Linked DNA regions of Mus musculus: regions 1 and 2 are each linked to region 3. A link is a loop called in an ENCODE intact Hi-C map of the cell type or tissue named here. Cell type or tissue: left cerebral cortex. All regions are shown on one strand.

Region 1 (8,000 bases), 730 kb after region 3:
ATTCAATTAGCGCTCAGGGCTTCGGTCTTCATTTGGAGGGCATGACAATATGGGGTGGGTGGGTGCTGGAGGGGGATTTCTTGGGTACTGGTTAAGGGTCTTCAGGAATTTTGTTAGAAGCCAAGAGTGGCACTGGAAGAGGCAGACAAGGGGTGGGAGGAAGCCAATGAATTGGGGGCAGTCTCAGAAGCCAAATCTCTGAAAATAAATTTCTCAGTTAACCCAAGAAATGAGGAGAGGAAGTTTTGTTTGCAAGCCTCGGGAAAGTCCTGGGTGGGTGTGGAGAAGGCTTTGAGGTGATAGTTTTTCTTTTACCTTCTCTGTGTGTGAGCAAACGCACCCCCACCCCCAATCTGTTTTCCTAGAAAGCTCAAGAAAAAGCCTGTCAGTGGGGCTGTCACCTTAGACTATGCCAGTATTATCTGGGTGTATCCCCACCACCACAACCACCTCTAGTAGTTGCAGCAGGAGTGGAGACATTTTATTCTGGACTCTCTCTCTCTCTCTCTCTCTCTCTCTCTCTCTCTCATACACATGCCATTTCCTTGACTGTGGGAAATGGAGGTGTGGGGTGGGGTACTGATTCCCTAACATTCATTCCAAAGGGTCTCCTGGGGCCCCCGAGTTCCAGGAGCTAGACCAACTGCCCACCCGCTTGCTTGGTCCCTGGGAACGCTGAAGCCAGCCAGCCCATCGCTGCTAGCGGGTTTCCTCCCGACTTTCAGGCTGTACTTCCGAGAGCAAGGAGCCAGAGGAAGGAGTGGAGATGCAGGGCCCTTAGGCTCCCATTACGGAAAACAGAGTCTTCATCCCTGCCCCCTCCCAAGCCCTCCCAAATGGTTCTTGAGCTGAACCATTCAGCGAGACTGGTGCCAGCCCGGAGGATTTTAAAGCCAGTACTACCTAAAATCAAGGAGACTCCGCACACTTCTCTAATATATATGTCTCTTTAATCAGGCTTCCCGTTTGTCTTCTTACACAGAACCCTTCCCAAACCCTAGCACCCAAACTCCAATTTGGACTCAACTCCTCTCTGTGGCGCGGAGGCGGGGTATTTAGAATTAATTTAGTTAGACATTTCATCTGACACTTTATTTTGGCCTCCTCCCTCTTTAGTTTTCTCCCCTCCTTAGAAGGTTTGGGGACCCACTGACCTACTCCAGTCCCCACCTGTCCGAGTGACTGCTCCGCCTGGATCCGGCTCGGTTCGGTGCTTAGAGTGTTTGCAAGCAGGAGGAGGATGCGGGGTGGGAGTGAGCGAGGAGGGGCCAGAGCAGCTTCCGGGTTTGCCGTAGTCCCCCGTATCGGTTCCTGCTCCCGCAGAGGTCTAGACCCGTCTCGAAAGTCCGAGACAAAAATTAAATAAATAAATAAAAATCAACGAGAAAAAGAGGGGAAAGGGGGGGGGGGGGAGTGAGGAAGACTGCAAAGCCCGTGTTCTTTTTCCTTGTCGAGGTGGGGGGTCTGTCTTCCTCTTCCTTCCTTCAGCACACATAGGGACGTGGGCTGTCTCCCGTCTCTGGCTCTTCTCCCACTGACCGGTAAGGAGGAAGAAATCCGAGAACCCGCTCCCAACGCCACCAGGCTCCAGGCCAGCGCCTTCCCGTTTCCCTCCCCACAGGCCGGCGGTGAAATCGCAGCCTCCTTAAACCCTCCGGAGCTGCAGCGTGGGGAAACTCTTTCCGGGCAAGGTGCTGGATAAACCGCAATGTCTGTCCATTAGAGATCGGTGCGGCAGGGGTTACTGGCTGGGAAACCCGAAAAGTTTTGTTTGGGAGGTGAGCACGTCAGGAAAGAAAAGCTTCAAGAACTTGAGGGGTATGGTCAGAAAGAGGTCTCCTCGGGTTCCTCCCCACGCCCCAATTCCTTCACTTGGGTCAGAGTCACTGCACTGTGGAGACCTTTCTGGACCACCTTTCTGCTTGGCCTGCTCCAGCAGAACTGGGGGGTGTTGGGGTGTGTTTGTGTGTGATTCTCATCATAAAGGACTTAGTTTGAATGCACATGTATGAAAGTGTATACCTCGAGGAGTTGTGCTTGGTTTATGCTTGTGGGCAGTGACAATGGGTCCATGTCTTTATAGGCTAGAAGCAGGATTTGCGCGTGTCTGTGCGAATGGAATGAACGATCTCCACTTGTACGCTTCTACGCGTTCGCGTGCAGTTTGAGGAGGGTGTCGCGTTTGCGTGCACTTTGAGGAGGGTGTCGAGGTTATCTGTAAGTGAGAGCCCTAGAAGCCCATGGAAGAACAGGCAAGGACCTTGGACCCCTTACCCAGAGTAGCTGCTGGAGGCCTAGACTTTTCTTTCCTCCCCAGCTCCCCTATGACTGTCTTTGAAAATTGCAAAGAGGCTGCTTAAATCCAGATTAAAACAGTCACTGACTTTTTGGGTTTTAACGGAAACTCAACTCAGCAACGATGGACTTGAATTGTGTGTGTGGAGGGCTAGGCAGTGTATTCCAAGGTCAAGAGCAGAAGAGACCTGGGAGATTTGGGTAGGCTCAAAGACACTCAGAGACGGGAGAACATAAGTCACCTCCCCCAAGGAGGCCACTGGCCCCAGGGCTCTCCAAGCACTGGTTAGCTGCCAGGAGGAGCCTTGGACTGTCTTTGGGTCTAGGTCCCAGGAGAGGACAAGGAACTGTGGTCTCCAGTAAGGACCCTATGCTCCATTCATTCCTCAAAGTTTATCACTTTCTCCCATGTGTGCCTAGTGGAAGCTAGGCCAGTCTTGGTGATGATGCGGGCAAGGGGAGGAGGCATTCTTTAATCCTCTGAAGACTGTCCCTTCTTTTACAGCGGTACTAGAACTTTCCAGACTTGAATGGTAGTTAGTGAGCCAGGAGTTGGGGGATGTCAAAAAGGAGAAAGATGGGGGTAGAGGAGTAAAAGGCAGGCCCCACGAAGTTCCCAGACCACCCCTCCCTGGGCCACCTAAGACATCCGTCCCAAACCTCAAAATTATTATTCAAAGAAGTCAAGAGTGTGATCTCTCAGCGAGCAAAGCAGCCAAGCCAAATATTATAGGCAAAGTCGATAATCAATGGACAGATTAAGCAACCTACCTCTAGGACAATGATCTCCACAATTGAAAAGGCACGCACTTTCCCTCTCCTCCCCTCCTCCACACAAAAGGGGACCCAAGGAGGCTGGGGCTGGCAGATGAGGGAGATAGCTACTGGTCTGGGAAGGGGAGTTTGTTAGCTGAGGGACGCTCACACCTCCCATGGGTGAGCCTAGCCTTCCTGGAAAGATATTCGTTGGCCTCTGTTAAGGTGGACCGTGAAAACTCTCCACACTGTACAGCTAGAACCCAGCTTCTAAGGTCTAGGCTTTCCAACCTTTCTGTAATCAGTGGGAGAATTCCCTCCCCTTCTCTGCTTTTGGGAGGGCATCCCTTAGGCGAAGGGGAGGGGAGGAGGATTCCCTGCCATGTGTGGTTTTTTTTTTCCTGTGAGAAATGTGCCACCTGTCGACACATCTGGAGAACTGCACGGGCGCGGCTGTGAGCCAGGGTTTGAGTTTGAGTCAGGTGGCTTTTGATATCTGAGAAGAGAAAGACTAAATTCCCTGGAAAAAAAATGATTTCTGTCGGATCTTCCCATCTAATAGAGGCAAAATTGGAGGGAAAGAGTCCCCTAAAAATTCTTAAATGACAATAGATTGCACTTGGTTTGAGCTGTGCTGTGTGACCTGGGAGGTGACACCAGTTGTCTCTGAGTCTCCCTTTCCTTTTTTTCCAAACGCAGAGGAGTGGAGTGGATAGATCTGCTTCCAATCCTGACTTTGAATCAAACACTCACCTCAAACATTATTATATAGCCAGCATGTGTCTAGTTTTTTTTTTCCTGTTTTTCTGCTCTAATCTCTTGTATATATTTAATGTAGAACCATTCCAATTGTGTCAGAGCTTTCGCAGTTACCCCAAGCTTCCATCTGAGTGGAGTCTGCAGTAGCCAGAAGAGAGTGTCAGATGCCCTGGCTGAAGCCACAAGTGATAGCTGAACTTGGGTGCTGGGAACCAAACTCAGCTCTCTAACCACCAAACCATCTTCCAGCCCCTAGATTAATTAGTTTTAATGCAACAGGACTTTGCTGACTGTGCACGATGTCCACTGAGGACTTTTGTTATGGACACCCAATGGCTATGGGGTGGGGGTGGGGGTTAAATGAGAAGACACCGCCCAGGTGGCAGTCAGAAGGGCAAGGCTGGCAGAGACCAAGGCAAGACAGAGAGCAAAGACCTACTCCGCCCCCACCCTCTGAGGTCATGAGATCCCTGTTAGACAGACAGGGAGCAGAAGAAAAGAGAGTGCAGAGAGCCAGGGAGGATGCATCAAGCCTCAAGCTGCTTTCTCTCCCCTTTCCGATTTATCAAAATTTAGAAATAGGATGTGGGAAGGAGGCTCAAGTATGACCGCAGCGCTGAGCTTGTGGAAGTTTGAGAGTGGCACCAGCTCGCGCCAGCAGGGACCCAGGGACTCCAGCACTGTGTGGCTGGGGCTGAAGTCGGGGATGCCCCTTCCAGGAGCTCTGGGCAGCAACTAACCGGACAGAATCTCCCTGGGCAGACCTAGTAGCTTTGGTTTAAAGGTCAGATCTAGATTTGAAGCACAGGGTGACTGGGGTGGCTAGCCTGCTCACAAAACCTTCACAGGGAGGCTCCTTTAAAACCTCACAAACCTGGGACTTTCCCTGTCACTGTCAGTGTAGAGGAACCCTGTCAGGTTCTCCCCAACCCTGAGAGTTCCATTCTGAGGCCACCTGCTCTCCATCCTCCCCCCACCCCCTGCTCTGCTCCCATAGGGGTTAGATTGTGGGCATCACATAGCTTGAGGATGGTGACTTCCGGTCTCATTTAGATACAGTGTGGGTCCCAGAAGTCTGGTCACTTGTCCTCCACAGTGGCCACCTGGTCACCAGCTGAGACCTGAGGGAACAGAGAACTCTTTGGCTGAGTTTTTGTGGTATCTCTATGTTTGGTGGTCCTTGTCCTCTACACCCGGCTTGTGACACTACAAACCACCCGGATGGCAGCCTTAGCACTTTAGGATCAGCAGTGACTAAGAGGAGCCTTGAAGGGACCCAAGAGCAGCTGGTATTTACTCCCTGCAGTCCTCAGAACCCAGACGAAGCAGATGGAAGAAGGATGTTCGAGCTTGGGCACAGAGAACCATCAAGAACCCAGAGACTGCCACTCATGCCCCACCTTCCTCTGTGAGCGACAGGAGGGTTTTCTTTACCCATGCTCAGAGGAGAGATGAAAAGATAGAAAGAACGTGGAGACAGAGAGGCCTAGAGATGAGAGACAGGAGAGGCATACGGGTGGGGCGGTTTGACTATCACTCCTTTTGGAAGACTAACCAGTAAGGCCGGGCTTGCTCTGGGCCTGACATACCTCAGAACAGTACAAGACCCACTGTCTACAGTGGCAGAAATTGACTGAGAGACATAACCAGGCCTAAGGGCATGCAGATGGGGACATGTGGCTCTGCAGACCCATGCCAGTGATAGGACTTACGATCCTGGTTCCAAGGTCATTGACTCATCTCTCCAAGTCATTAGTCCTTCCTCTTTTCACAGGTCCAGCTGCCATTGTAGGCTCCAGGAACAGGACTGAACAATGGGCCAGGGACCTCCCCAATCCATCACAGGCACAAACACGGATCCTACTCCCTTCCCCATTCACACTGCTGTCTGCTTCTTTTCTTGCGAATGGCCTCCAAGATCAGAGGTCCTGAGGGCTGCGAGTGGGTTGACCAGAAATACTCCCTCTGAGTAGACCCCCCAGCTCACAGTGGGGTTCCCTACTGCAGGACTACAGCCAGGACCCAGATTTTTCCCAATGGGTTTCTGAACAACAAAGGAATCTAGACTTTCTAGACCCTTCTGGACAATCTTGTTCCTGCAGCTGTCCATTTGTCTGTCAGCATCTTGCATGGAATACCTGATGCCTGGAGACCTCCCGGTGGTGAGTGGGCATGAGATAGGGATGAAAAGACACTCAGGCTGCAAGCAAGGATGACACCAAGGCACAGCTTTACCAGAAGACCCAGGTTACACAATTCAGGGCACCCCATCTGTTCCCAGGACCTGGATCAACCCAGAATCAGTGTGGGTGGAGCTTCTTTCTCTATTCTGCTACCCGAGAGGGTTCAGGGCTTTCTGGGCAGAGAAAAGGCTGGAGGCTACTAGCTATGGTGGAGAGCTGGACAGAAGAGGGCTGCTGCCGTCCTTGGGTGGTGGGCCCCACAGAGTAGCGTCTCGGCTGTCTTTCCATAAAGTTTCTCCTTCAGAGAATTGGAGAAAAGCTTTAGAACTGAGGGTGCGGGTGTGTGTGTGTGTGTGTGTGTGTGTGTGTGTGTGTGTGTGTGTGAGAGAGAGAGAGAGAGAGAGAGAGAGAGAGAGAGAGAGAGAGAGAGAGAGAGAAAGAGCTTTAGAGCTGAAGGGGTGGGGGTGGGGAGGAAGGGGGAAAGCTTTAGATCTGAGGGTGCGGGGTGGGGGGAGAGGAAGCTTTAGAGCTGAGGGGGTGGGGGTAGGGTAGGGGAGGAGACCGATTCAGGACTTTTGAACATCCTGCTTGGATTCAAGGCAGAGAAATCTGTCTCAGGTCTCATGAGCCCAGCGCTGACCTGCCCTGCTCCATCATTTAACAGGCCCATTAGGCTTGTGAGACGCTAAAAGCTTCCTCCGGGAGACTCCTTGGTTTGGGAATCACAGCCTCAGAATTTTATAGGGACCTTTAATAGAAAGGTTTGGAAAGAGACCGAGGGTGTCTGCGGTATGAACTTGAACTTTTTCTGAAGGGTATTTGGACCTTGTGCCAAAAATCTACCTGGGAAGAGACTCTGCCCCCCTCCTCCCCTCTCCGCCTTGACCTCAGGCGGCTGGGGGCTGGGGTGAGAGATATGCAGATGGGGGGTGGCTCTTCTTGGCTGGGTCACCAGAGAGGCCAGAAGCTAGAGATTGTACAGGGTGTGCCCCCACTCCATCGGGGTTTACTCTTTATCTCTTCAGTCTGTCAGTCTCCCAAGCTATCAAGTGTGGGTGCGACAGGAATGTCGCAAGGAAAAACTAATTAAATGGGAGCACAATGCTTTGGAAATATTAAGTGTCATGTAAATGCCTAATTCAAACAATAATCTTGATGGTGGTAATTATGTTCTAAGAAGCACATTCACAGAGAGCCTCGTGCTGAGCTCAAATATGTCTTAGGAGGAGCCTGGGGAGCCTGGCTTCTTCTGAGGCTGAGCTCAGCATAGGTGGAGGCTCCACCCCTAAACTGCCTGGAAGGTAACACTGTGGACCCTGGCTTTCTTCACTAAATAACTGCAGCCTCTGACCCTGGAGCCAGTTGCCTATAAGCCTGAACTAATATAGGCTGGAGAGACATAATGGATTGAATAACAGAATGGTTAACAATATATTATTGATAACAATAATAACAGATCACTTAGGCACTTAGGGGAAACATCAACTAGAGAGTAAGGAGGGACCAGGTGAGCCCTGACTGATTCCCCAGCCCCTGTGGTTTGGGGTTCAGATACTACTTGCCTCCAATTTTGTGTATCCTTGACCTGTTGTTTGGGATCCTGGGTCCTTGTGCAAATTTGGGTTTTCAGATAATCCCACTTTTCGATCTTCCCTCTAAGAAGGTCAAGTCAAGTTGCTGGCAAGCCAAAAGGGCATGGGCTTTAGGCTTTCTTCAGCCTTGAGCCCTGCCCTTCCCTTCCCTCCTTCCCTTCCCTTCCCTTCCCTTCCCTTCCCTTCCCTTCCCTTCCCTTCCCTTCCCTTCCCTTCCCTTCCCTTCCCTTCCCTCCCCTCCCCTCCCCTCCCCTCCCCTCCCCTCCCCTCCCCTCCCCTCCCCTTCCCTCCCTTTCCCTCCCCTCCCCTCCCTTTCCCTCCCCTCCCTTTCCCTCCCCTCCCCTTCCCTCCCCTCCCCTTCCTGCCTCTACCTCACCAGGATGCAATGACTTGATTGAAGGGCTCTGGGGAGACA
Region 2 (8,000 bases), 240 kb before region 3:
TTGCTTTTTCTAGGGCATGGTTTCTGTCGTTGTATTGGTTTTTTCTGTTTTTATCCTTTGAAGGGCTGGATTCATGGAAAGATAATGTGTGAATTTGGTTCTGTCATGGAATACTTTTTTTTCTCCATCTGAGGTAATTGAAAGTTTGGCTGGGTATAGTAGCCTGGGCCTGCATTTGTGTTCTCTTAGTGTCTGTATAACATCTGTCCAGGCTCTTCTGGCTTTCATAGTCTCTGGTGAAAATTCTGGTGTAATTCTGATAGGCTTGCCTTTATATCTTACTTGACCTTTTTCCCGTACTGCTTTTAATATTCTGTCTTTATTTAGTGCATTTGTTATTCTGATTATTATGTGTCGGGAGGATTTCTTTTCTGGTCCTGTCTATTTGGAGTTCTGTAGGCTTCTTGTAGGTTCATGGGCATCTCTTTCTTTAGGTTTGGGAAGTTTTCTTCTATAATTTTGTTGAAGATATTTGCTGGTCCTTTGAGTTGAAAATCATCTACTCCTATTATCCGTAGGTTTGATCTTCTCTTTGTGTCCTGGATTTCTTGGATGTTTTGAGTTAGGATCTTTTTGCATTTTCCATTTTCTTTGATTGTTGTGCTGATGTTTTCTATGGAATCTTCTGCACCTGAGATTGTCTTTTCCATCTCTTGTATTCTGTTGCTGATGCTTGCATCTATGGTTCCAGATTTCTTTCCTAGGGTTTCTATCTCCAGCATTGCCTAACTTTGGGTTTTCTTTATTGTGTCTACTTCCCTTTTTAGGTCTTGGATGGTTTTATTCAATTCCATCACCTGTTTGGTCATGTTTTCCTGCAATTCTTTAAGAAATTTTTGTGCTTCCTCTTTAAGGTCTTCTACCTGTTTAGCAGTGTTCTCCTGTATTTATTTAAGTGATTTATTAAAGTCCTTCTTGATGTCCTCTACCATCATCATGAGATATGCTTTTAAATCCGGGTCTAGCTTTTCAGGTGTGTTGGGGTGCCCTGGACTGGGCGAGGTGGGAGTGCTGGGTTCTGATGATGGTGAGTGGTCTTGGTTTCTGTTAGTAAGATTCTTACATTTGCCTTTCGCCATCTGGTAATCTCTGGAGTTGGTTGTTATAGTTGTCTCTGGTTACAGATTGTTCCTCTCGTGATTCTGTTAGGCTCTATCAGCAGACCTGGGAAACTAGCTCTCTCCTCTGAGTTTCAGTGGTCAGAGCACTCTCTGCTGGCAAGCTCTCCTCTTACAGGGAAGGTGCACAGATATCTGGTTTTCGGACCTCCCTCCTGGCCGAAGATGAAGGCCCAAAACAGGACCTGTCCCAGAAGATGTGTTGCTTCGGCCTGTCACAGAAGCTGTTAGCCTCTGTAGTCCACACTCTCACCTGCACAGACTAGTCTCAGAGGGATCCGGGAATCAAGATGGCTCCCCCAGGTGCTCCTGCAAAGCCCTCCCAGGCCGGGCGGACACCTATCCTCTGGCAAGGAAGGTGCCCGGATGTCTGGAGCCTGAAAAGGGGGCTGCCTAAGAAGCTCTGTGCCTCCTGCCTGTCCCAGAAGCTGTTAGCTTCTATAGTCCACACTCTCACCTGTGCAGACTAGTCTTGGTGGAATCCAGGAACCAAGATGTCTCCCGCCGATCGGTTCTTTCTTTTTTGTATAAAATACAACACCTACTATGTTACAATTTTTAATGATAGGTCAAAACCTACAATTCAGATACAAACGCAATAACTAATTATGAATGTGCTCAAATGTCTAATAAATACTTGATATAAATTGTGTTCAGAGTGCACAGCCCAGAGATAAACAATTAATTTTTTGTTTTGTTTTTGTTTATCAAGACAGATTTTTTCTGTGTAACCCTGCCTGTCCTAGACCTGCTCTGTAGACCATGCTGTCCTTGAATTCACAGAGATCTGTGTCCTGAGTGCTGGGATTAAAGGCCATGTGCCACCATGACCATGCAACAATTAATTTTAAAGTAACCAGATATCCCTGTAAAGGATGAGCTCAGCAATAAACATCAAACTTTCAAAGACACAAAAATATGTTCCATCTGGATTTGTCGCTGAATCCTGAATATTTCTGTTCCTAGTTTTTCATGGAGAGTGACTGGAATATCATTTGTGAGAGGCGGAGGAGACAGCTCATTTGTAAAGTACCTGCTGTGCAAGCATAAGGACCTGAGTCTGAATCCGTCAACCAAGTAAACGGCAGACTAGCAGTAGACATCTGTAGTCGTGAAACTCGTGGACAGAGACAGAAAGATTCCTGGAAAGTGTAGGCAGAGAGTCCGGGGGAACCAGTGAATTCTCCACTCAGTGACAGACTCTTGTTTCAAAACAATAAAACAGACTTGCTATTGAAGAAGACACAGGTCATTGATTTGTGCCCTCCATAGGCACCTGCACACATATACACATGCCCAAGTGCACACAAACACACACACAAAGAAAATATTTCAAATTTAGTCTGTTCTAGCCCTATAGCTTTTGTGACCCTACAGGCAACAGCCATTTGATTGCCTAAAGACAACCAGGCTGTGAAATAGCAGCATGGCATGCTAATTTATAGAATATTTACAGTAATGCAGCACTTTGAAGACTCCTATATACTATAGAGTGGTGAATTTTGTAGAAAATGGTATTGAAAAGATCATAGACGATCACTTCGTGTGTTCTGGGGATATGATTCCTGCCATTATGCCTAAAGACCAGGATTTAATCTTCAGTTCAACAATAACAACAACAACAAAGGTAAAGAAAGAGCCTTATTTCAGAGATTAGAGCAAGTGTGATCATTACTTCTAACGATTCTAAGGTGTTGGTACAACAGACTGATTTATCCCATGAATCAAAGCCCTTCTTCTCTGATTAAAATATAAGAATCTACATTTTACTTTACGACACTATTCTTGGTTCAAGGATCCCAGGAGAAATTTCAAAGAATAGCATGGGTAAAGCATAGTTGTGTAATTTAAATGTTCTCCACTCCACCCCTGTGTGTGTGTGTGTGTGTGTGTGTGTGTGCGCGCGCGCATGTTTGTGCATGTGTGTTTTCATCAAAGGATATCCTTGGATGTCAGAGTTCTTTGAAGTAACAGAATTTAATAGGATGACTCTACATAGATAGATAGATAGATAGATAGATAGATAGATAGATAGATAGACAGACAGACAGGATAGAATTTATTGGAATGACTTACAGACTGCAGACCAGCTAATCCAGCAGTGGCTAGCTGTGAACAGAAAGTCCAAGAATCCAGTAGTTGCTCAGGCCACAAGGTGGTCTCAGTTGGTCTTCAGTATATGCTGAAATCCCAAAGAAGTAGGTTCTAATGCCAGTGAAGAAAAGATGGGCTAGCAAGACCAAGGCAAGCAGGCAAAGACCATGTTCATGTCCTTATACCTTCCAGTGGAAGATGTGGCCCAGATTAAATGTGTACCTTCCAGCCTTAAGATCCAGATCAAATGTGTTTGTCTTCTTCCCTCAAAGGTCTGAACTAGAAGTGTATTCACCCACTTTAGACCAAGAAAAATAATCTTTCACGGGTGTGCCCTCCTTTTCTGGATTGTAGTTCATTCCAGAGGTAGTCAATTTGACAACAAGAATAGCCATCACAGATGTCAGTCACTATCCATCTTGAGACATGGTTTCTCCTAGACCTGGTCTTACAGGGATGCTGGCCTCTGAGCACCAGTACAACTGGCTTTCTTCCTATGAGAGGTAGATGGAACTCAGGGCTTGTATTTGCAAGGCAATCACTTTATAGACTAAGGCATCTCCTCAGCCCCAATTATAATACTTCTATAGACTTAGGAGTAATGTGTAGCTCCATTGAATGGTGACTGACATGAAAGAGGCCCTGGGTTCAATACCCAGAACTGCAATACTGAATTAAAGACTCTATCTGCATGCCCATCCCGGGACTGACTGACTGCTGACTCTCTCTCTCTCTCTCTCTCTCTCTCTCTCTCTCTCTCTCTCTCTCTCTCTGTCACACACACACACACACACACACACACACACACACACACACACACACACACACACACAATCTATGCACAATGGAGGCTGAAGGAAGACATCACCCAAATGTCCATCCTGAAACCAGGATCTTTCTCAGGCAGCGCACGAACTTCCCTGTCGGTATGTTTTCTGTAACTGTGTTTCTGTCTTCGTGGAAGTTGTGTAAAAATTCAGTGTTTTACCTATGTCATTCACCATACATCTACCGCAAACTAGCACAAAAGTGAAAGAAAGAAAGAAAAAGAAAGAAAGAAAGAGACGAGAAGAGAAGAGAAGAGAAGAGAAGAGAAGAGAAGAGAAGAGAAAAAAAGAAAAGAAAAGAAAAGAGAAAAAAAGAAAAGAAAAGAAAAGAAAAGAAAAGAAAAGAAAAGAAAAGAAAAGAAAAGAAAAGAAAAGAAAAGAAGAGTGCAACGCCCTGAAAAATTGAGGGAAAACTATACGGTGAGAAAAGACGTTTGTGTGATACAGGGTCCAAATTGAAGTGGGTTTGTTGTTGGGTTTTTGTTTTTGTTTCTTTAGTCTTTTTGTTTTGTTTGGAAGGCACTGGGGTGGAGGGGTGGAGTGCTGCCCTGTGGACCAGGCTGGTCTCAGCTCAGAGATCCACTTGCTCTTGCCTCCCTCACGCTGAGACTAAAGGTGAACACCACCATCCCCGTCTCCCAAGAAGGTTTTAAGACTTAAACCTCTTCTGACAGGATACTGGCACCTCTCTAGCAGTGAAGGGAAAGAGACTCTTCTGAGCCACAAGGAATTCCGTCTTCCAATCGGCTTTTTTATTGTGCAGTCTTGGTTTGTAAAACTCTGGGGCCATTAGCAAGGCGAACGGGTTCACAACGAGTCGTCCTCCAGTCGCCAGGGGGCGCTGCAGGAAATTCGGTCTCCAAAGGGAACCCAGCTCTCACCAGGAACTGTTTCCGCCCGAAGCATTTCCGCCCCGCGGGTCCGCAGGCTCCAGCGGTACACTTCCGACTTGCAATTGCGCACGTGCATCTGTCTCGGTGCAGACGGCTGGGCGGCCTGGCAAGATGTCGCAGTTACAGATGAAACTCCTGCGCAGGAAGATCGAGAAGCGGAATGCCAAGCTGCGGCAGCGAAACCTGAAGCTGCAAGGTGAGCTGTGCTGAACCCCGCACTGGCGAACGACGTGGGGAACCCAGGAACTCGGCGGTGCGCTGGGCAGCTTCCGGCGGGAGCCGGGGATGCGCGGCACGAGCAGGCCGCCTGGGTCCCAGCCCCCGTGGACCCTTCATTGGTTCTGCCCTTTGCCGGCGTGGCTTTCTCGACTCAGGGTGAAAGCGGGAGGCCTCGGACTTTCTTCCCCAACTTTCTATTGGCAAGAAAACCTGCAGATTACCCTAGACCCCCCCATCAGCATCTTTAGTCCCCACGTAGAACTTTGTATCCATTACGGTTCCCGACTTTCACTTAATTGCTCGATCTCATCCCCTGCCCAAACTTACGAATTGTTTTCCTCGGAGCTTTCCCAGTGATACAGCTCTCTCCCCCAAACCCGTTCTTTTCATTCCTGCAGCGATCCTCTTCATATGTTAGGCAGAACCCTCCCAGTGTTTTTTGTCGCGCACAACTTAGTGAATTCCTTAACGTCTTGGTTTTGGCACAAGGGCTTAAATGAAAAATTTACACATGTCACTTTCTTGTTGCAGTTTCTGTAGCTTGTTTAGGTTACCTACCTGTAGGGGTTCTTAGCCTTTGTAATGCTGTACCCCTTTAATACAGTTCCTCATATTGTGTTGACACACACACACCATAAAATAACCTCGTTGCTACTTCATGGCTGTAATTTTGCTATTATGAATCGTAATGTAAATATCTGGTATGAGACAACTGTAGTGGGGGTTGGGGGGTCGAGAGATCAGTATGTTGAGGATCGCTGAATAATTGTCTAGACCCACGCAATTTTCAACAGATAGTATTTGAAAGACATCCCAGAGGGGATGGTGGATTTTAGGCAAAAGTATTGATGTTCCTTCACTTAGTACCTGTAGAATAATTAATGCTACTTAGTAGCTACTTCTTGGTGTGGGTAATGATGTAAATTAAAGATGGTGTTGCCTTCATTCTCTTTGTATGAAAATGGAAAACTTGTGAGGATAGTTTGGGGCTTTAATAGGGTTTTAATGAGTGGTTTTCGTTTACTGAATTTTCAGTTCACCAAAGTCTAGGAAAGTTGGGTTTGAATGAAGTGAAATTATATAAGTAATAATTGTGGGAATGCGAAGTAAATATCATTCAGTTATATTTATCAGACACTTGGCCGTGGCTGTTCCAGTACTAGCTCTGTATACCAGGCTGGCCTCAAACTCATAGAGATCCACCAGCTTCTGCCTTTCATGTACTAGGACTAAAGGTGTGTGCCAACACCAGCAGGCCAAATGCTTAATGTTAAAATATATATTTCTCCTCATTGCTGTTTACTAATCATTTGATTTAATTATGTGATCTTGCTGACATTTTTCTGTCACAAATTTCTATATAGCCGTAAACAGATAGGGTCTTTTGAAGTTAAAACAACTTTCCTTTACTGACATTTTTTTTTTCCATAAAGAAAATGTGCCTTTTCTATAATAGAGTACCAATATTTGGTTTTAACAGTGAACATACAAGAAAAACTAAATGATTGGGGTTCCAGAAAACCCATAATTTCTCCTGTGAAGGTCAGTGTTTATAAGTAAGCTTTCTCTTGTCACAGTGTAAGTTCTGTTTTTAAACAGAAACATCAGACACAAGCCTGTCCCAACCTCAAAATGGAGATGTGCCTAAAGAAACAGGAAAAGGTGGAAAAGTGAAAAAGGCCCTGAAACGTTCTGTGCCTGTGGACTCAGCAGAAGCACAAAGTGGAGGCATGCCTGAGGAGACCTTGGAAAATGGCAAAGTTAAAAAGTCACCCCAGAAACTCACAACTTTAGCCAACGGAGAAGCAGCACCAACACCACCTCCTGATTCAGAAGTAAAAAAGAAAAAGAAGAAAAAGAGGAAAATGGCAAATGATGCCGGGCCTGGTAGGTTTTTGGTGTTTTGTTTTGTTTTAATATTGGTCATTCAGATAGCTTTTCAGCTCTTGGTCACTTTTCTCTATTGTTGTATGTGTGAAGCATCCCCTATGCTCACCACCATGAGTCTACCCTGGGAGCTAAAAGACACCTTTTATTGGTAGACAAGGGAAGTGGGTTTTAGGTTTTCCCTAGATTTGTATGTGTTTTAAGTTAGCTGCCCTTGGGAAAAGTTCAAATTTGATAAGAATTTCTTTAGATTTATAATACTCCACTATGGGTTTTAGGGAGCAGTTCATTGGGCTTTGTAAATAAACTGGATCTATCATCACATAGTCTTTTGGGTTTGTATATTTCCGTGATTTCGAACACAACATGGATCTATGATGGTGATGGGATGATGGTGATGGGAAGTATCTCCCAGGCTTTTCTGTGTGAAGGTACTTCACATTAATCATTCTTTGATCTCTTGATTTACTTGTCTTTTGCCCATATATTTTTGTAAGCCCTCTTCCCCATAAGTACTTACTTGCAGAGTCTGTAAGATAACTTGTAGGAAAGTTGTGAATAAATAAGACATTGATTTTTCAAGTGAGCAGATAGTACAGGGCACTGTGTGCCTTAGTCGAACATGTGCCTCTTTCCTCCTGAAGTGTGAAACTCACAATTGCTGCCCTGATACTGCTTAGTGGGATTTCAAATACCCTTCTTTAGAGGCAGGCGGTGTTAGTGTACGCTGTCAATCCCAGCACCCAGGAGACAGGGGCAGGCAAATCTTCGTTCAAGGCCAGTCTAGTAAGTTGAGCTCCAGGACAGTCAGGAAGGGCTACACAGATAATTGTTGTTGTGGGGGTGGGGTGATCCTTTTTTGTTTTTTGGGTTTTTTTGATTGTTTGTTTGTTTTTCGAGACAGGGTTTCTCTGTGTAGCCCTGGCTGTCCTGGAACTCATTCTGTAGACCAGGCTGGCCTC
Region 3 (8,000 bases):
TCATCCTTGAGACTCAGTCTTTCTGCCAACTCTGGGAACACACTGAGTTTCCAGCTATTGTATCTTCAGAGTTATTCTTCAGCCTGCCCTCCGCAGATCCTTCACAGTTTTCAACTCTGACTTGAAATCACATTTAGTCTCCAAGTATCTCTGTTAATTCAAGGTACATCTTGTTAACACTTGTGGTTTGAATATGCAGTATCTCCCCCAGGCTCATGTGTTTGGACACTGTTTCCAGCTCCTGGTGGTAATTAGGTAGTGGAGCCCTGCTGCAGAAATGTGGTCACTGGGCTGAGCCTGGAGGCTTTGTAGTTAAGTCACATTTCCTGTCCATTCTCCAATGTGATCAGCAGACTCACGCGCCTATCCCCTTGACTTTCCCACCATGACAGACTGCAGTCTTTCTTATGACATGATCTAAAATAAACTGATTTACCCTCAAGTCATTTCTTGTCAGGTATTTAATCACAGCGATGAGAGAAATAACTAACATTGCTATTACATATCAATTTAACCATTTATTGTGGTTCTCTCACTAGACTGTAAGCGCAATTTGTCCATTTACTTTCTTCTTAAGGTCCAGTGCTTGATGTCTAGTAGCTGCTCAGGTTACAGTTGTAGAAGCGATGAATGAACTAAGAAATGATTCATCCAATAATCTTAAAGAGGCAAAATTTCCTTTTAGGCCCCTTAAGTTATGTATCTGTGTTAGTCTGTTTTGTTATGCTTGCTATAATAAACTATCTGGGACTGGGTCCTTTTTATGGAGATTTTTACTTAGCTCACAGTTTTGGAAGGTCAAAGTCTAAGACACTTGGCCAGGCTGGTTGAACCTGGGGAGGGCCTTTTACCTATGAGGCAACATGGTAGATAATATAGAGGAGACACGTGTAAGAGGGCAGGAGCTTGCCGAGAGGCAAGAGGCTTGCTCTTCTTATAACAACCTGCTCTCTAATAATGAATTCACTCATACCAGTCTTTAATCACCCCATTCATGAGTGGAGCCCAGATTGCATAATTGCTGTTTATTAGGCCCTGCCTATATCTTAAAGGTTCTACTACAGTGGTTGATATCCCCATACTAGGGCAGATTTCCATAAGCCTGGCATTAGAGAAGCTATGGCCAAACAAAAGCAGTATTTCACATTAAAACCTCCAGCTTTGGCGATACAGACACATGACCCCTGTGACCCCAGCACTTAGGAGGCAGAGGCTGAAGGATCTCTACAGGTTCAAGGCCAGCCTAGCCTGCATAGTGAATTTCAGGTCAGCCCCTGCTACACGGTGAGCTCTTGACTCAAATATGACCACAAACAAACAAACAAACACTACCATAAAAGAAAGATAAGATAGGTTTTAGAATTTGGGGTTCCAGTCATTGAATAGAAAAACCTGCCATGTTCTTTGGTTTTACTGTCTCGATGCTTTTTATTTGAGTAAGATTTCCAAGTGCCAGGTTCTCAGAACCTTAACTGAAGTATCCGCCCACATACAATAATTACCATTAAGGCTGAAGATGTCTGCTAGCTGCTCAGGTTGAAGTTGTAGAAGAGATAAATGAACTTGTAAATGATTCATTTTATAATCTCAAAGAAGCAAAAGTTCTTACTGTTTTTTTTGCTTTGTAGAAGTAAATGAAGCTTTTAGGGAAGTAAAAGCAGCCCAGTGACTTCTGTGGATGTTTGCTTATATTTAGCTGCAGTGTTTATTCTTTCTAATTTGCCCAATGGTCTCTCTCATTGAAAGAACAAACAAGAAGTATTATTGGGGCAGGGCAACAGCAGAACTATCAAATCACTGATATTTCTAGTGGTTAAAAGGACTTTAAAAATTAGCAGGTTCACTATTTTACTTCATATCTATAAAAAGAAAAACCTAGAAAAAAAGGACCAATTGGACCTGACTTCACATATGGAGTCAGTGCTGAGACACAACTGAACTTTCAAAAAGTCTTCACCAGCAGTCCAATGGCACAGAACCAACTTTAAAGTAAGCCAAAATAAATATGATCTCACCGCCCTCTTAAGTCATACCCTGACATCAGTTTGTTCTGGATTTTCATGTTGCTGTGAAAAACAAATGCTTGGCAAAAGGACTTGAGGGAGGATGGGTTTATTTTGGCTCCCATTAAGGAAGGACACAGGCCATCACCATAGCTAAGGCATGGAGGCGAGAGTGAGGTCACACTGACTGAAGAGACAGGAAAGAAACAGGAAACTGAGAGGAGTGTTGATGCTCAGTGAGCTTTCTCTTTTTTATTCAGCTCTTGACCCCATTGGGGCTGCTCACATCCATGTGCTTCTTCCTTCCTTCTTTCCTGAAATGTTTCTAGAAACATCCCTCAGACATACACCCAGAGGTATTCCCATAGCGATTCTCAATCCTGCCAAGTTGACAAAAATATCATATCATGGATAATATGGGTTATCCCATGTGTATTTTTATTTTTCCTTATAAAACTCTTCATCTGTGCAGCATAATTAGCCTAGGCTTTCAATTACTATGCATAAAAACCTGCAGGAATTAAATTTAAGATTAGCTAGACAAAAACCATTAGAAATACATGAAAAGCCATATTATTACATGCTGAGTCTTTTGGTCCAAGTTTAGTTTCTCTTATTTTTAAGAAATAAATGTGTTGATAAAATGATCAGAAACTGTTAAAGATGCATCTGATTGTTAGTTCAAAGTAAATGAAAACAAAGGCATTTAACCAAATGACATTCTCTTGCTAAATTATAGCAATTACTTTAGGCCCATAGTTCCTACAAAACTCTCCTTAAGACCAATGCAATCAGACCACAAGCATAATATATTTTTGGCTAAGCTCCCCAAAAGATGATATAGTGAACAGCCCAGAGGTGGTAATCAAGCCACTTATTAGCCTTTAAAAACACTCTGTAGAGGAATGTAGTGGTGGGCAGGAAAAATGATCAAAACGTATTGTATATGTATGAAATTTTTCTTTAAAAAAAAAAAAAAAGAGTCCTTAAGGACTTCATACAATGCATTTTTATATTTACTCCCCACTTCCCTGACACATCTCCCGGATTCGCACTCCACTTCCCCACTCGAACTTCAAGTCCTTAAAATCTTCAAGGAATAAAGAAAACAAAACTTCTCTGTACCATTTTCCATCCAAAACAACAGCTCATCTGCACCATCTCCAACGTGCACACTATCCATTCTCTTAATTATGGTTTCCAGTTCTAAAAGGAAGGTCTTAGCTGGGCGTGGTGGCGCACACTTCTGATCCTAGCACTGAGGAAGCAGAGACAAGTAGCTCTCGAGGTCTGCCTGGTCTACCTGGGTAGCTTCAGACCGGCTAAGGCTACATACACTGTGTGACCCTGTCTCAAGAAGGAAGCGCTTTAAGTCAAATTTTGACAGTAACAGAGGTGATAAGGTTTTGTGTTGCTTGGTCTTTGACCCAAGTCTCTCGAGAGCTGATGCAAAGAGCTGCCTTTAATCCGTATTCAGAAAGGATACTGAGGCACACTCCAAGGCGGGAAGAAGTTGCAGGCGACAACCGTGGAGCCTGTCACCCGGCTGGCAACTGCGGCCCACGCAGAGGGTGGAGTCTCGGGCTGCGCGTGCGTGCGCGCACGAGTCCCTCACTCCGCCCACAGAGTCCAGATGCCCATCCAGAACCTCTGACTCCCGAGGGCACCAACAACAGCTGATTTCGCAGCCTCTCCTCCTCCCAGACAGGGTCCCCACCTCCTTCCAGCCCGGAGTGCCCGGCACACCGGAAGTCCTTTTGCCCCGTCTCCGCAGAGCGGAGGCAGTGCGCGCAGAGGCAACCGGAAGCTCCTCTGCCCCTACCGTCAGCGTGAAGCCGCCGGGCGGCGCAGGCGCAGTGCGGCTCAGGCGGAGCTGTGGGAGGGGAGTAGGTCGGGGGCCGGTCCCTGAAGATGGCGGAGGCGGGGGTGAACTGGGGGTCTCCGGGCAGAGCTCAGGTGAGCTTATTTGGCCGGGGACGGCTCGAGGACGGCGGTGGCTTTTGGGAAGAGGAGCTGTTTATGTTTTAACGTCGCAGGCTGGCAACACTCCTAGCTGGTGTTGGGGGATCCAGGACCCGCAGGTGGGGCCTGCTGGGGCGAGGGGTCCCCGGCTTACCTGGAGAGAGGTCAGCGAGATCTAGGGAAAAACCAGCGGGCTCATAGAGGGACAGGCTTTGGGGGATGCCGAGGTCCCTGGACAGTGGAAGACTGTCAGAGTGGAAGAAGGCTGGAGGACAGCGGAAAGGGCGACCCTGGAGGTCTGTTTGGGGACAGAGATGGGCCAGCTGTCTAGTGTACACCTGCCCGGACTCGGTGCCTTGTAGTCTGGGAGGAAGACTCAGGCTTGTATGGGAGATGGATGGAAATTAGGTACATAACCGTAGGAAGTTTAGAATCTACCGAAATAAGAGGACTCCTGAGTTGAAGAGTAGGGATTGTGAATCGGAAGTGAATACCTTTTAGGTATGTATCAGTGGGTGCTGCCAAGCAGTTGTTGCCAGGGCCTAGAAGTCGGTTGGTGATAGTAAGTGGGGCTTTAGCGTCGTTCTTTGGGGATGAGCCGGCTGGTAAAGGAAAACAGTGCTTTGCTGAGGATGGCGTTTAGGGACACGAAAGGAGTTAAAACTTAAGTGAAAAGTTGTTCACGGGTAGTGTGAACTATGTCGTTGGGTGAAATAGATACCCCGAAGTGTTTACTGTTTTGTAGGATTGATGAGGAAATTCTTGGAGAAAGAGCAAATTGAGTTGACTGTTGGGACACTTATGTTGGCTGGTTTCAGTGACCACAGCAATGAAAGACAGTCTCCAGTTCTGGATTAAAACAAAACAAAACAAAACAAAACAAAAAAAAAAAACCAAGGCTTCCATGCGGGGCTTCCTCTCTGCCCCCCCTTCCCCCCTAGCTTTGGGGTTTGGCCCAGACAGTGAACTACTGAATGAAAATGAATAAAGGGGTGTCCCCTGTTAATTAATGACCTGCGGGGGAAAAACAATGACTGATGTTTTCTTCCTCCATCGTTTTTTCTGGATTTGTAACCGCTGATATTACTTGTTTTCATAGTATTCAGCTCGCATCTATTATGAAATGACCAATCTATGAGTCGTTTTGTATTCGGGGAAATTTGATGCTTTAAAAACGGATAATTGTGTTTTAGATAGAGATACTGAAAAGGAAAAGATAAAGGACAGTTCAGTAAAAACACTGTTTTTATTGTGTGTAGAAAATTATCACCAAGCAGTAGATAACATTTTTTAAGGACTAAGCTTTCTGTGCTTTCTGTTTAAAGCAGTGCGCTGTGTGACTGCTGCTTGCTTAATGGTTTCTGTGTTTGGGTTTTAATGTGGGGAGAGAAGAGCAACGGCACTTTTTCTTCCTAGAGCTTCTAACGCACCTTTTGAGAGTCATATCTGTATGCTTTTATTTAAGGAGGGTTAAAGCATGTCATGGAATTGCGGTTTTGTCCTGCTGATGCGTATTCTGTTTTGTGAACGCCGTTCTAATGAGCACAGCATGTGTTAAAAAAAGGGTGGTGGTGGTAGTAATTTAACATTTTTATTTGTTAATGTATCTAACCCAGTCTCAGAAGAGAGATTCATCTGAGAATGCAAACTTACCAATGTGACACTAGTTATTGAAAAATGAATAATCCTGTTTGCTTGCAACTAAATGGTTAAGTTACTTGATTTACCAGGTGTGGTGGTGCGTGATGGATATACTAGTGCTTGGGAAGTAGAGGCAGGAGAATCATATCATAAGTTCACCGTCATTCTTGATTATATATTGAGTTTGAGGTCAACGACCTAGACAAAAAACAAACAAACAAAAAACCCAAAAAACAGAAGAAGCCTAAATTCCAGCTAGGTCTTAAGTTCCTATATTTCACTTCTATACTTTCTCAAATGCTTCTTACCTGAGAGCATGATCTTGATGGTGAACATAAACTTTGATTTGCTTGTGCTCTAGAATTACTTAGGCCTCTCGTCTATCTAAAAGCAATGCTATGAATCCATTATCACTATTAAGTCACATGGGTAGTATTTTTTCAGCTTTGATAATTTGTCACTGATCTAGTAGCTAAACTATGCAAACTGTTTTTCTGTGTTCATTCATGCACTTTATGGAAACTGTAGATCAGGGCTCAAGGTAGAATACTTACTGCATGTCCTCTTGTCAAGTGTTCTCTTAAATTGTAGAAAGCATTGTTTTGGAGTTAGTAGTTCATGAGGACATTAAAAATAGTTTCCTGCAGGGCGGTGATGGTGCACGCCTTTAATCCCAGCACTTGGGAGGCAGAGACAGGCAGATTTCTGACTTCGAGGCCAGCCTGGTCTACAAAGTGAGTTCCAGGACAGTCAGGGATATACAGAGAAACCCTGACTCGAAAAAACCAAAAAAAAAAAAAAAAAAAAAAAAAAAAGTTTCCTATGTGTTACCTAAGATGCTTGTGTGGTGTTTGTGCAGAGAGGTGGAAGGAACTCTGTTTATGGAGACAAAGTGGTTAGCCCAGACATGGCTGCCTGTTAGGTTGACTGGCCATCTTGGAAAGTTAAGCCAGGTTTGGAGGCTCAAGTCTAATCCCCACACTCTGGAGAACAAGGAAGGAGAATCAAGAGATTTGAGGCCAGCCTTGACTACATAAGTGAAATCCTGTTTCAAACAGGAAAAGAAAAGGACATATTAGCCTATCTGATTTCGTACAATGGGAATTAAAAACACTGGCCTATTTATTACCATTGACTCATTAGGAGCCATTGAGGTATTAGCTTAAAAATATATATATACTTTTTATGATCTAAGTTTTTCAATAAGATTAAAAATTTTGGAGAACCTAATTTCATTTTTATATAAGAATAATACTTAAAATATAGGTATATTTGTTTCAAAAAAGTGTTAATAGCTTAAGAATCTTTAAAGTAAATTATGCTGTATTTGTTCCCAGAGCCTTTAACATACCCCACACACCTAGCTAATGCTGAGATTATAAGTGTGCTTTTAAATTTTTATTTAAAAATTTTTAATTTGCTATGACTGGTCATCAGTGGTGGTGGAGGGGGAAGGGGCTGAGGTGGGGGGCTTGCATGAGACAGCACACATGTGGAAACAAGAGGACAACTTTGAGAAGTTAAATCTTTCCATCTTGGGATTTGATTCAGGCTATCAGGCTTGTATCACAAGCTCCTTTACCCTCTGAGCCATCTCCCCAGCCCATAAAACATAGTTTTCTTTGAAAAGAAACTTCACTGTTGTCTAGGAGGTAATGAATACTTCCCTGGAACTTCCTATGTGTTTGACCAACCAGATTATTGTACGTGTTTACACGTTAAGAGGACCCAGAAATTACTTCTCCCAGCCCAGATCTAGTTTTCTGTTTTGTTTTGAGTCAGTGTCTCATATATCCTTGGCTAGCTTTGAACTTACTGTGTAGCTAAAGACAGCCTTGAATTCCAGATCTTCCTATTTCCACCTCCCACGTGCTGGGATTATATCTCTGTTCCACTGTAGTAGTTCTTTCCTGATCTTGTTAATTCATCTGCAGACTGTGTGTGTGACGCTATTAAAGTGACTGAGAGAACTGTTAGGTTGATTGGGCCGGCCTGCATCCGTCCATCCCTCTCTCCCTTTCTCCCTCTCTCCCTCCCTCCTTTCCTCCCTCCCTCCTTTCCTCCCTTCCTCCTCCTCTTCTTCTTCCTCCTCCTCTACATTTTCCTCCTCTCCTCCACATTCTCCTCCTCCTCCTCTTTGTTTTGTTTTCTGACAGGGTCTCAGTAGCCCAGGCTGGTTTGAAATGTACTCTGTAGCCCAATCTGACATAGCGGTTGGGGTGCTTCTCCTCAGCAGATTTGGGTCACCACACTTCATCTGATGATGGCTCATTGTTGACTTTGGATACTGGAGACTTTTGAGTACGTGTATGAACTCTGAAAAAAATGCACACATACACATTTTTGTTTTTCCTTTGCGTGAAGCTCAAATACAGCCCGGAATAGATGGTCTCC

What was found. Peaks named below come from ENCODE experiments on the same cell type or tissue, not always from the same donor. Only the 100,000 strongest peaks of a DNase experiment are listed, where the experiment ranks them.
Region 1: it touches region 3 in a loop (3.0-fold over the local background); 4 of 42 quality-filtered maps call a loop at or near these places.
Region 2: it touches region 3 in a loop (6-fold over the local background); 14 of 42 quality-filtered maps call a loop at or near these places.

The regions. Positions count from the first base shown.
Region 1 is chr1:120,590,197-120,598,196 of GRCm38, reverse strand. No RefSeq gene overlaps it. Among named protein-coding and RNA genes, the nearest start is that of En1, 8.3 kb to the left of the region's middle. In left cerebral cortex, CTCF peaks have their summits at 1,621 and 3,484; a DNase peak (open chromatin) is centred at 3,450.
Region 2 is chr1:121,564,919-121,572,918 of GRCm38, reverse strand. It overlaps Ddx18 (DEAD box helicase 18), which reads left to right and starts at 4,939. Exons shown (of 13, transcript NM_025860.3): 1 at 4,939-5,128; 2 at 6,751-7,038. The coding sequence starts at 5,044. In left cerebral cortex, a CTCF peak has its summit at 4,874 (motif pointing right); DNase peaks (open chromatin) are centred at 2,189 and 4,939; H3K4me3 peaks cover 1,626 bases; H3K27ac peaks cover 609 bases.
Region 3 is chr1:121,323,650-121,331,649 of GRCm38, reverse strand. Insig2 (insulin induced gene 2) reads left to right here and starts at 3,626. Exons shown (of 6, transcript NM_133748.2): 1 at 3,626-3,959. In left cerebral cortex, a CTCF peak has its summit at 3,800; DNase peaks (open chromatin) are centred at 3,726 and 4,377; H3K4me3 peaks cover 2,388 bases; H3K27ac peaks cover 1,688 bases.